Regions from separate parts of the Homo sapiens genome. Here region 1 is linked to region 2. Evidence: chromatin contacts called from ENCODE Hi-C data. All regions are on one chromosome and are shown on one strand. The core of a region is the stretch at or near the end of the contact, and the rest is flanking DNA. Distances in the headings are between cores, read along the strand shown.

Region 1 (4,648 bases), core at 383-2,882, 1.2 Mb before region 2:
GATTGAAACCGAGACACCCTCCGGAGGCTCGGAGCAGAGGAAGGAGGAGGAGGGCGGCGAACGGAAGCCAGTTTGCAATTCAAGTTTTGATAGCGCTGGTAGAAGGGGGTTTAAATCAGATTTTTTTTTTTTTAAAGGAGAGAGACTTTTTCCGCTCTCTCGCTCCCTGTTAAAGCCGGGTCTAGCACAGCTGCAGACGCCACCAGCGAGAAAGAGGGAGAGGAAGACAGATAGGGGGCGGGGGAAGAAGAAAAAGAAAGGTAAAAAGTCTTCTAGGAGAACCTTTCACATTTGCAACAAAAGACCTAGGGGCTGGAGAGAGATTCCTGGGACGCAGGGCTGGAGTGTCTATTTCGAGCTCAGCGGCAGGGCTCGGGCGCGAGTCGAGACCCTGCTCGCTCCTCTCGCTTCTGAAACCGACGTTCAGGAGCGGCTTTTTAAAAACGCAAGGCACAAGGACGGTCACCCGCGCGACTATGTTTGCTGATTTTTCGCCTTGCCCTCTTTAAAAGCGGCCTCCCATTCTCCAAAAGACACTTCCCCTCCTCCCTTTGAAGTGCATTAGTTGTGATTTCTGCCTCCTTTTCTTTTTTCTTTCTTTTTTGTTTTGCTTTTTCCCCCCTTTTGAATTATGTGCTGCTGTTAAACAACAACAAAAAAACAACAAAACACAGCAGCTGCGGACTTGTCCCCGGCTGGAGCCCAGCGCCCCGCCTGGAGTGGATGAGCCTCTCCATGAGAGATCCGGTCATTCCTGGGACAAGCATGGCCTACCATCCGTTCCTACCTCACCGGGCGCCGGACTTCGCCATGAGCGCGGTGCTGGGTCACCAGCCGCCGTTCTTCCCCGCGCTGACGCTGCCTCCCAACGGCGCGGCGGCGCTCTCGCTGCCGGGCGCCCTGGCCAAGCCGATCATGGATCAATTGGTGGGGGCGGCCGAGACCGGCATCCCGTTCTCCTCCCTGGGGCCCCAGGCGCATCTGAGGCCTTTGAAGACCATGGAGCCCGAAGAAGAGGTGGAGGACGACCCCAAGGTGCACCTGGAGGCTAAAGAACTTTGGGATCAGTTTCACAAGCGGGGCACCGAGATGGTCATTACCAAGTCGGGAAGGTAAGCAGTGGGGGCCTCCTCCCCTAAGCTGTTGGAGAGTTTTTTCCTCCCTTTATTTCTCTGCTCCCAGAACAGTCGGTTGGTCGGTTATTACGGCTTGGACGAAAAGTTAGTTCCCCTAGAAATGTATGCACAGACTTCCAGGCCCTGCCCCGGTGGCAGGAAATTTCAGCTTACCTGGGCATCTGCATGGGTCTTGCATTTGGTCTGCATCCTGGGTTCCCTCCCGAACAGACAGAATTTTTCAGTGGAGCACAGACATCCCTGCAGGGAGCAGGAAAGAAAAAAAAAAAAGGCACTCTACTGCAAGAAACTCACTCTTCAAACCCTCCTGGAACATCCTTATTTCTTTGTTGATGTTGTGTTGTCTGTTTTATTTTGTTCTCAGAGAGAAAAACTTAAAGCCCTTTCCTTTTGTGTGGGTATTGGGAGGCCTGACACCATTCCCCGGCCCTTTCTGCCCTCCAGTCTAGCCTCTGGGTCTAAAGGGGCCTGCTGCTGCCCTGGTCAGAGAGAAATCGAAGGGCATTTTGGTTTGTTTGCCCACACTACTTCACGTGTCTGTAACCCAAGGGCGAGTTCAGCAGGCAATTTTGCATAATTTAAGATTATGTTTGCAGACTTAAGGAGCCAGTGAGGAGACACACACCTTTTTTTTAATGTGTGAATATTATCAACCATATTTTACATAATGTTTAAAGGTCCTTGCCTGACCAAAACCTGCCTGGAAGAGAAGATCCTGTAATAGTCATTTAAAATCACTGATTTTTTTTTTGTAATAGCATTGAAGCCTGTAAAGGCATAAAGTTGATACAAAAATAAAATCCCCTTCATGATATCTTAAGCGTTCTGTCTCCTTCCAAGCTAAATGAGGCCAAAGTTTGGCATAAAATCCTCCTCAAACTCACAAGACATTTAGTCAGTTTTCCAGCAAAGTGCTTCCTTGCTTCCTTTTAAGTCAAGACTACAGAATGCCAACCCTTCTGTGAAATTAACAGCAATGTGGTGGCACAGTCTTGCGGTTTTGGACTGGCCTAAGAAGTGGGGGAATGTGTTAGCAGCTCCACGGGCAGATCGGTTATCAGGCCCAGGAGTGCACCGAAGTCTGCAAAATTCGTTCTGGGAACTCACTGAAGTCCAGTTTCACTTCGCCCACAGCGGGATTGCTATTCTGCAGCAGGGAGGGGTGCAACTTGACGTTCATTTCCTTGATAAGTTTAACATTTTCTCATCAATGGGTGGTGGAAAATTCTAGTCTTAACTGACCGCGCTTTACAAAAATCTTACCCCAACCTGTTTAGATCTAGATACCCACAGAAAAAGACATGGGCAAGAATTTGCTCTCAGGAGGGCAATCTGTAAAGTCAAGCAAGGACAAAAAAAATATTGAAGAAATTGTTAGACAATGTAGAGAATTGCAGTGCCACAATGCATTTGTTTTGAACCTTGGGACGTCTAAATATGGCGAAACTGAGAATATTTAATACGTTAGTTGTGGAAGAAAACGATTTTGCAACCAGTTGCCTCACTCTGAAACATGTAAGCTTATCAGTCACAATATAAAGTCTTAGACTTGGTTTCAATATTATGTGATACATAGGAAATCAAACCCAAGATTACGGGTGGTTTATCTTTCTTTTTCTTTTCTATTCTTTCGTTTTATAGGCGAATGTTTCCTCCATTTAAAGTGAGATGTTCTGGGCTGGATAAAAAAGCCAAATACATTTTATTGATGGACATTATAGCTGCTGATGACTGTCGTTATAAATTTCACAATTCTCGGTGGATGGTGGCTGGTAAGGCCGACCCCGAAATGCCAAAGAGGATGTACATTCACCCGGACAGCCCCGCTACTGGGGAACAGTGGATGTCCAAAGTCGTCACTTTCCACAAACTGAAACTCACCAACAACATTTCAGACAAACATGGATTTGTAAGTTTCATTGCTCTCTTCAGTAAAATTTTCTCCTCCTTCACTCAGTCAAAGGCAGTGCTTCCCATTTCATGAGTTTCAGCCCAGACTTCTCCTTTGCTTCTCCCTAAGCATAGCAAACTTGTCCTCGTCTGGAAAAAGGATTCGGGGTGTTTCTCTCCAAATAATGGAAGGCCTGGCGTTCTAAAAGAAATGGGGCAAGAAAACTTACCGGCTTGTGTTCTATAGCAATTCCAGCTCTTTGGTAGATTCCTGACCTGAGAGTGAAGTTAAAAACCATTTTTTAAGAGCTAAAATCAATTTCAAGGCTATGTATTCCTAAAGGATTTGTTTTGTTTTAAAATATCATACTTCTGTTTTGAAACCAGTGATATTATTTTCTCAGGAGAGTTTACGTTTCGGAGCCTTGACTCTGTTGGTTAAATGGTGTGAATACATTTTTAAAAACTCGTTCTTTTACTAAAAAAAGAATTGGGCTTAGGTGGGAGTCCGGCTTACCCTAAATGAGGCTTAGATCTTCAGAAAAAAATGGTTTGTGTGTTGGGAGTGTATATATGGATTCAGTGACAGTGCTTAGAAACTTAGAAAACTTTCATTGCTTGTAGATATCAGGCAAAGGACCTTTTGCGCCTTTTCCTACCCCTCCCCAACATTTCAATAAAATAAACAGCGTGATAAGCAAGGAGTAAGCAGAAAGATTAGGCCCAGGAAGACGCGAATGGCGCGGAAATATCTTCAGCGGGCAGGAATTGCATTTGAAGCCCTTGATTTGATTAAGGCATAAATATTCCTCTCTAGAGTTCAGCCTTTCAGGGCTTTAAGTGGATTGGGCTCGTCAATTAGTGGGCGCTTAAAGTACTGAATCATTTTGTAAATTAAAATGCATGTTTTTCTCTATCTTTTAAGACTTTGGCCTTCCCAAGTGATCACGCTACGTGGCAGGGGAATTATAGTTTTGGTACTCAGGTAGGCTAGGGTTCAAGGTATGAATGATCCTTAGATGGTGAGGGTGGGGGGGGCCCTTTGGCAACTGAGGAGCAATTTGGATTCTCCAGAAGATAACATCTGTGGAGCGAAACGTACCCAGGGGGTACTCCAAGGAGGTGGGCTCGGTACAAGCGTGGTACCCTGCGGTGGGGAAGATTTCAGCCTGGCAGGGGTCCTAAGATCCCGTTTGTTCTGCTAAATCCTTGTTTTATGTATGTCTCCTCTTCCCTGCCCCTGCAGACTATATTGAACTCCATGCACAAATACCAGCCCCGGTTCCACATTGTAAGAGCCAATGACATCTTGAAACTCCCTTATAGTACATTTCGGACATACTTGTTCCCCGAAACTGAATTCATCGCTGTGACTGCATACCAGAATGATAAGGTAAACTCAAGGGGCTTTCCTTTTTAATGGTGATATTTTGCCTTCCCCTTAAAAGCTGCTTTAAGTCAGGATGAGAAAGTTACAAGAGAGTGGAGACGAGAGTCTTGAGTTGTCTTTTGTGATTTGTGGAGCATTTGGGGGGAAAGGACAATGACACCTCGAGGAGACAGAAAAACACCTTGACTAGGTAGGAACAATGCTGAGCAAAAAAACGCCATACTAATTTTGC
Region 2 (4,654 bases), core at 196-2,695:
CACAAACACTCTTACGTGAATGCACACGTACACATGAAAACACCCTCACATTTATGCATCCTCAAATAAGCAAACACACATAGGCACAGACCAACAAAAATAAAAGTGCACACAGTGATAAACACAAACATTAGCAGGACCATACACAATTACAAACACACGAATCTGCACACACGAAAACGCACACGCAGAAATTTACTCACAGGATTGATGGTACTAACACAATAAACAGATGCAAAAATGGAATTCTCAAACAGCGAGTATACACTAACAAGCTCAGGAAACACACCCAAACAAACATTCACAGCCAAGTGCTGGCACAAACCCCTCCAGCTCCAGCCCTTGGTCCCAGGCCCTACTCCCTCAGCCCCCTTTCCAGAAGCGAAAGGCAAATCCTGGTTGCCCATTCCCGGCTTCCCCAACTAGGATCCCTGGTGGCCACGCTGGCCCCAGGGGAAAGGAGGCCTGGTCCCTTCTCCTACTCAGACCCACACACCCCCTCCTCACGCACACCTGCCAACATCCCCCCTCCCCCTTAACACACACACACTCTCTCTCCTCACACTCTGGGCGCCCTGCCGAGCACGGAACATACGTGCGCCGCTTCTCCTGCGCCCAATGAGGGGACGAACTTGCACACCCAGCCCGCACGGCGTGAATACAAACAGCGCTCTCATAGTCGCTGGTGTCCCCCGCCTCAGCCGTACGACCCACTCACCACAGTGCCCCATAGGCTGACCTGGAATCTGGAAGGTGCAGCGAGGAAAGGAGAGACGTGGTGAGTGCCACCTCCGAGCTGTCTGCGGGAAGACCCGTCCACCCTGAATCTCCCCCTGTCCACATCTCCCTCAGAGCCCCGTGAGCAGCGCACTCAGGCCTGAAACTCTGGAGTTCGGGACCAGGCCAAATGGCACCCCTCCTGCTCCCCCGCCTCCCCACCCTGGGCCTGGGCCTGGGCTCGGCGGCCGGGCGGGGAAAACTACCCAGGCCGCGCGGTCTCCACTAGCTCTCTCCATGAGAAAGGCCCGGCTGGGCCCCAGCCCCGTGTATGACAAAAAGAAGCCGGGGCCGGCTCCAGGAGCCGGGAGAACCGCGCTGACGCAGCTTCAGGGCGCAGAGGGGGCGCGGGGGTGGGGGAATCCAATCTGGGCTGGCTGGGCTGGAGAAGGGGAGCGAAGTGTGGGGCGTGGGGCAACTTCTGCAAGTTCCAGGGATGGCGAAGGGGGCAGGGGTACCTCCCGGACTAGGCCTTGGAACCCGTGACCCCCAAATATTTGTGAGGAGAAAGAGAGAGGAAGAGAGACGCAATTTTCGTTTCGCGCTGCCCCCGCCCCGTCAGCCCCAAACTGGAAGGTAAATACTTACTTAGCCTCCGAACCAGGTACAAGCTAATACTCAACAATACTGATGCCTTGTTTTTTTTGCTCTGTCCGGACAGCAACGCTGTAGCCAATTTAGATATGCTATAAATTTAAGAGGTTGCCATGGCCACGGTGCGCCCATTGGCCGCTGGGCCCCCTACGTGCAGCGCCACGTCACCAAATCTGAATAAGGATGCGCGAATTACGCGGCGACCAGACAAAGATGAGGATCCGGACCGCTTGAAAGTGGGGGAAAGTGCCGGCGCCTCCGCCACCGGGGAAAGCCGCTCCGCAGCGCCGAGGCCAGCAGCCACCCGAGATACCTGGGGAAGCCCGGAACAGGCGCCGGGGCGTGCGGCCCGTGGCATGAGGTTGTGAACGCCACCCGCCCCCCACCACCCCACTCCGGGCAGCCCAGCGCCAGGCCAGAGATTGCCCAAGGACTGGACCGGCTGAGTCTTGGTCCGGACCAGACTCGCCCTGCAGCTGCTGAGACAAGAGGCGAAGGGCAGCGGAGGGCCCGGCAGGCCCGAGGGCCAGGGGCCCAAAGGGAGGGCAAGGCGGCCGAAGCCGCCGGGGCGCGGGGCTATGATGGTGCACTGCGCCGGTTGCGAGCGGCCCATCCTCGACCGCTTTCTGCTGAACGTGCTGGACCGCGCGTGGCACATCAAATGTGTTCAGTGCTGCGAGTGCAAAACCAACCTCTCGGAGAAGTGCTTCTCGCGCGAGGGCAAGCTCTACTGCAAAAATGACTTTTTCAGGTAAGAGGCCGCGCCGCTCTGCTGCCTGCGCGCCCACCCTGCGCGCGCTCCACTGGGGCGCTGGGGAAGGGGATACCCCCATCCCCATCCCAGCCTCCCCGGATCACAAGCTTAGATGGGGAGCGGGCAGCACTTTGCTCTCCTCCTGTCCTTGGTCCAGGAAAGGTCCCGAGCCCAGGCGGAGGAAGAAGGACGCTGCTTCGCTGCCTCACGTTGGCTCGAGGCCGGCTCAGAGCGCTGGCGGGGCAGAGGGAGGAAGCCCTGACAAACTTGCTATCCACTCCTCTCCGCCCCTTCCAAGCAGCTGCAACCCCAAGACAGAAGCTTCAAGCCCCGTCCCGAGAGAGAGGAAGGATTTTTGCATGAGTTAGAGACGCCTGAAGGCTTCTCGCTCCAGGCAGAATGTGTGAGCCCATCGGCCGCAATCCCAAACAGAAACTTCTCAGCTCCAGAGGGGGCCCAGCGAGGAAGGTCTCCCCTGGTGATGGGAGGAGAGAACCTCCCCCACCCACCTCCCAACCCCTTAAACATTTCCTCCCATGTTGAAAAGTAGAAACGAAATCGAGGCTGAGAATCAGGACCTCTGGGGTCTAGACTGGGCTGTGGCACCTCCCCAGCCCCCCTACCCCTGTGGGCCCTGTGGCTGGCCAGGGCAGATCACCTCTCTGGGCCTCAGTTTCCCCAGCCTGGAAGCCACTGGAGTTTGGGGCAGCTGAGCCCTACCTGTTTCCTCTGGGCACCCAGAGCCGGCTTTGTGAACAGGAATTCCCCGCGCTGAGGAATGGGGGCGTGAATCACGCCACAGAGAAAGGCAGCCTGCCGGCCCCAGCGACTCCGCACTGAGAATTTGAATGGGAGAAAATGTCAGCCGCTCCTTTACACGTGTTAACTCCCTGGACCCGGAGGCCCGATGCCCCTAATGTAGCAGTGCTTGCAAAGTGCCTAATGATTTTTGATAAGGTGCATATGGCCAATTACGCTGCCGGATAAGGCCAAAAGTGACTTATGGCTTCTAATGCCCTCACTACATCAATGTCACCCAAATTCGCCCTGTTTAGAGACATGGGTGTGAGTAGATGTGGGGTCCCTAGAGTCCTGGGTCCTCCCCCACCCCACCCCCAACCTGAGCCTCACCCATCTCCTATTTCGGGGGAGGCTGGCTTTCTCCCTGAGCTCAAAGAAGAAAGAAAAGGAATGAGATCAGGAACGCGGGAAAGCGGGGATTTGAGAGATTCCTGTCCTGGCCTTGCAGGATCTATGATTGTCCTCTATTCACATTCCCCTGCTGCCTGCCAGGCCAGAGGTTTAGGGGGGCTGAAACTCATCCCTGCTCTCTAGGGTCCATCACTATGAGGCCCTGCTGTCCACAGCTCCTGATTAGCTCCAGCGGGTCCCAGAGCGGTGGATTGGAAAGCCTCTCCATTGGTACTGGAAATCAGTGGAAGGTTCCCTCCTTTCTGCTTCCTCCTTCCAGCCTAGGAGAAGGGCTCCCCACCTCATGGCTAGGCTCAGCCAGCCAGGCAGATTGGCCCTAGCTAGGCAGCAGCAGACTAGAAAGGATCCAGGAGGCAGAGCCACCAAGTGGCCCAAACCCTCCCCGCCTGGCTTCAAATCATTCATGGACTCTGAGTTTGCCTGGAGCAGCCCAGGCAGGCCTGGCAGGGGTTGGGTTTGGGGGAGGACATCTTGGGGTGCTCTGGGCTCTCTTCTTGGCTGAAGGCTGCACCCACTGCTCACCCCTTCCCAGCTCAGGAGAGTCTGAAAAGCCCCAGTGGAGGCATGGCAGTCCCAGTCCCAAAAGCAGCTCAGGACATTTGTCCCACTTCTCCCACTCTGGCCAGAGCGCTCAGGATTGGGGTTCCGTTTGACAGATATGGAAATGGGGACTTCACCGAAGCCAGGTCGGGTGGGAAGAGGTCAGGGGCTGGGGAGGGCTGGATGCAGTCCCACCCCATAGTGACAGGCACATTGTGTCCACAGGCGCTTTGGCACGAAATGCGCCGGCTGCGCGCAAGGCATCTCGCCCAGCGACCTGGTGCGCAAGGCCCGGAGCAAAGTCTTTCACCTCAACTGTTTCACCTGCATGGTGTGTAACAAGCAGCTGTCCACCGGCGAGGAGCTCTACGTCATCGACGAGAACAAGTTCGTGTGCAAAGACGACTACCTGAGCTCATCCAGCCTCAAGGAGGGCAGCCTCAACTCAGGTAGGAAGCCTGGGCCCCTCACTAGCCTTAGGCCTTAGCACCCTCCCACCGTGCCCAGCCTGGCACTCCCTACTTGGCCCCCGGTGTGCTGTCTGTGCTGAGCTTGGAGCTCATCAGCCCCAGGCAGTTCTAGGGCAAGGCAAGGGGGTTAGAGGCTAGAGAAGAGAAGTGGCTTTGGAGCAGGTTTTACAGGGGATCTGAGACCTGCCAGCTCTGCCTCACCCTCCTCCAATTCAGGAGCCTTTTCCAAGTTGCCCTCCTCCCCTAATTTGGAAGCGCACAATTCCCCCTTATGTGTCACTTGAGCTCCAGGTAATTTCTTGATGCA

What was found. Hi-C counts contacts between places; a loop is a spot of excess contacts on that map. Pooled maps may share reads with other maps.
Region 1: a pooled map shows a loop between it and region 2 (16-fold over the local background). The contact joins the promoter of TBX3-AS1 here to the promoter of LHX5-AS1 in region 2. A Hi-C loop is called at or near these places in 11 of 37 single-sample maps with no recorded cell type and 11 of 50 pooled maps.

What each region holds. Positions count from the first base shown.
Region 1 is chr12:114,679,276-114,683,923 of GRCh38, reverse strand. It overlaps TBX3-AS1 (TBX3 antisense RNA 1), which reads right to left and starts at 1,632. Exons shown (of 2, transcript NR_187552.1): 1 at 1,290-1,632. TBX3 (T-box transcription factor 3) reads left to right here. Exons shown (of 7, transcript NM_005996.4): 1 at 1-1,112; 2 at 2,778-3,045; 3 at 4,273-4,419. The coding sequence starts at 724.
Region 2 is chr12:113,468,794-113,473,447 of GRCh38, reverse strand. It overlaps LHX5-AS1 (LHX5 antisense RNA 1), which reads right to left and starts at 1,445. Exons shown (of 2, transcript NR_126425.1): 1 at 1,366-1,445. LHX5 (LIM homeobox 5) reads left to right here and starts at 1,577. Exons shown (of 5, transcript NM_022363.3): 1 at 1,577-2,122; 2 at 4,103-4,326. The coding sequence starts at 1,950. RefSeq lists enhancers at 1,695-2,495, 4,593-4,654.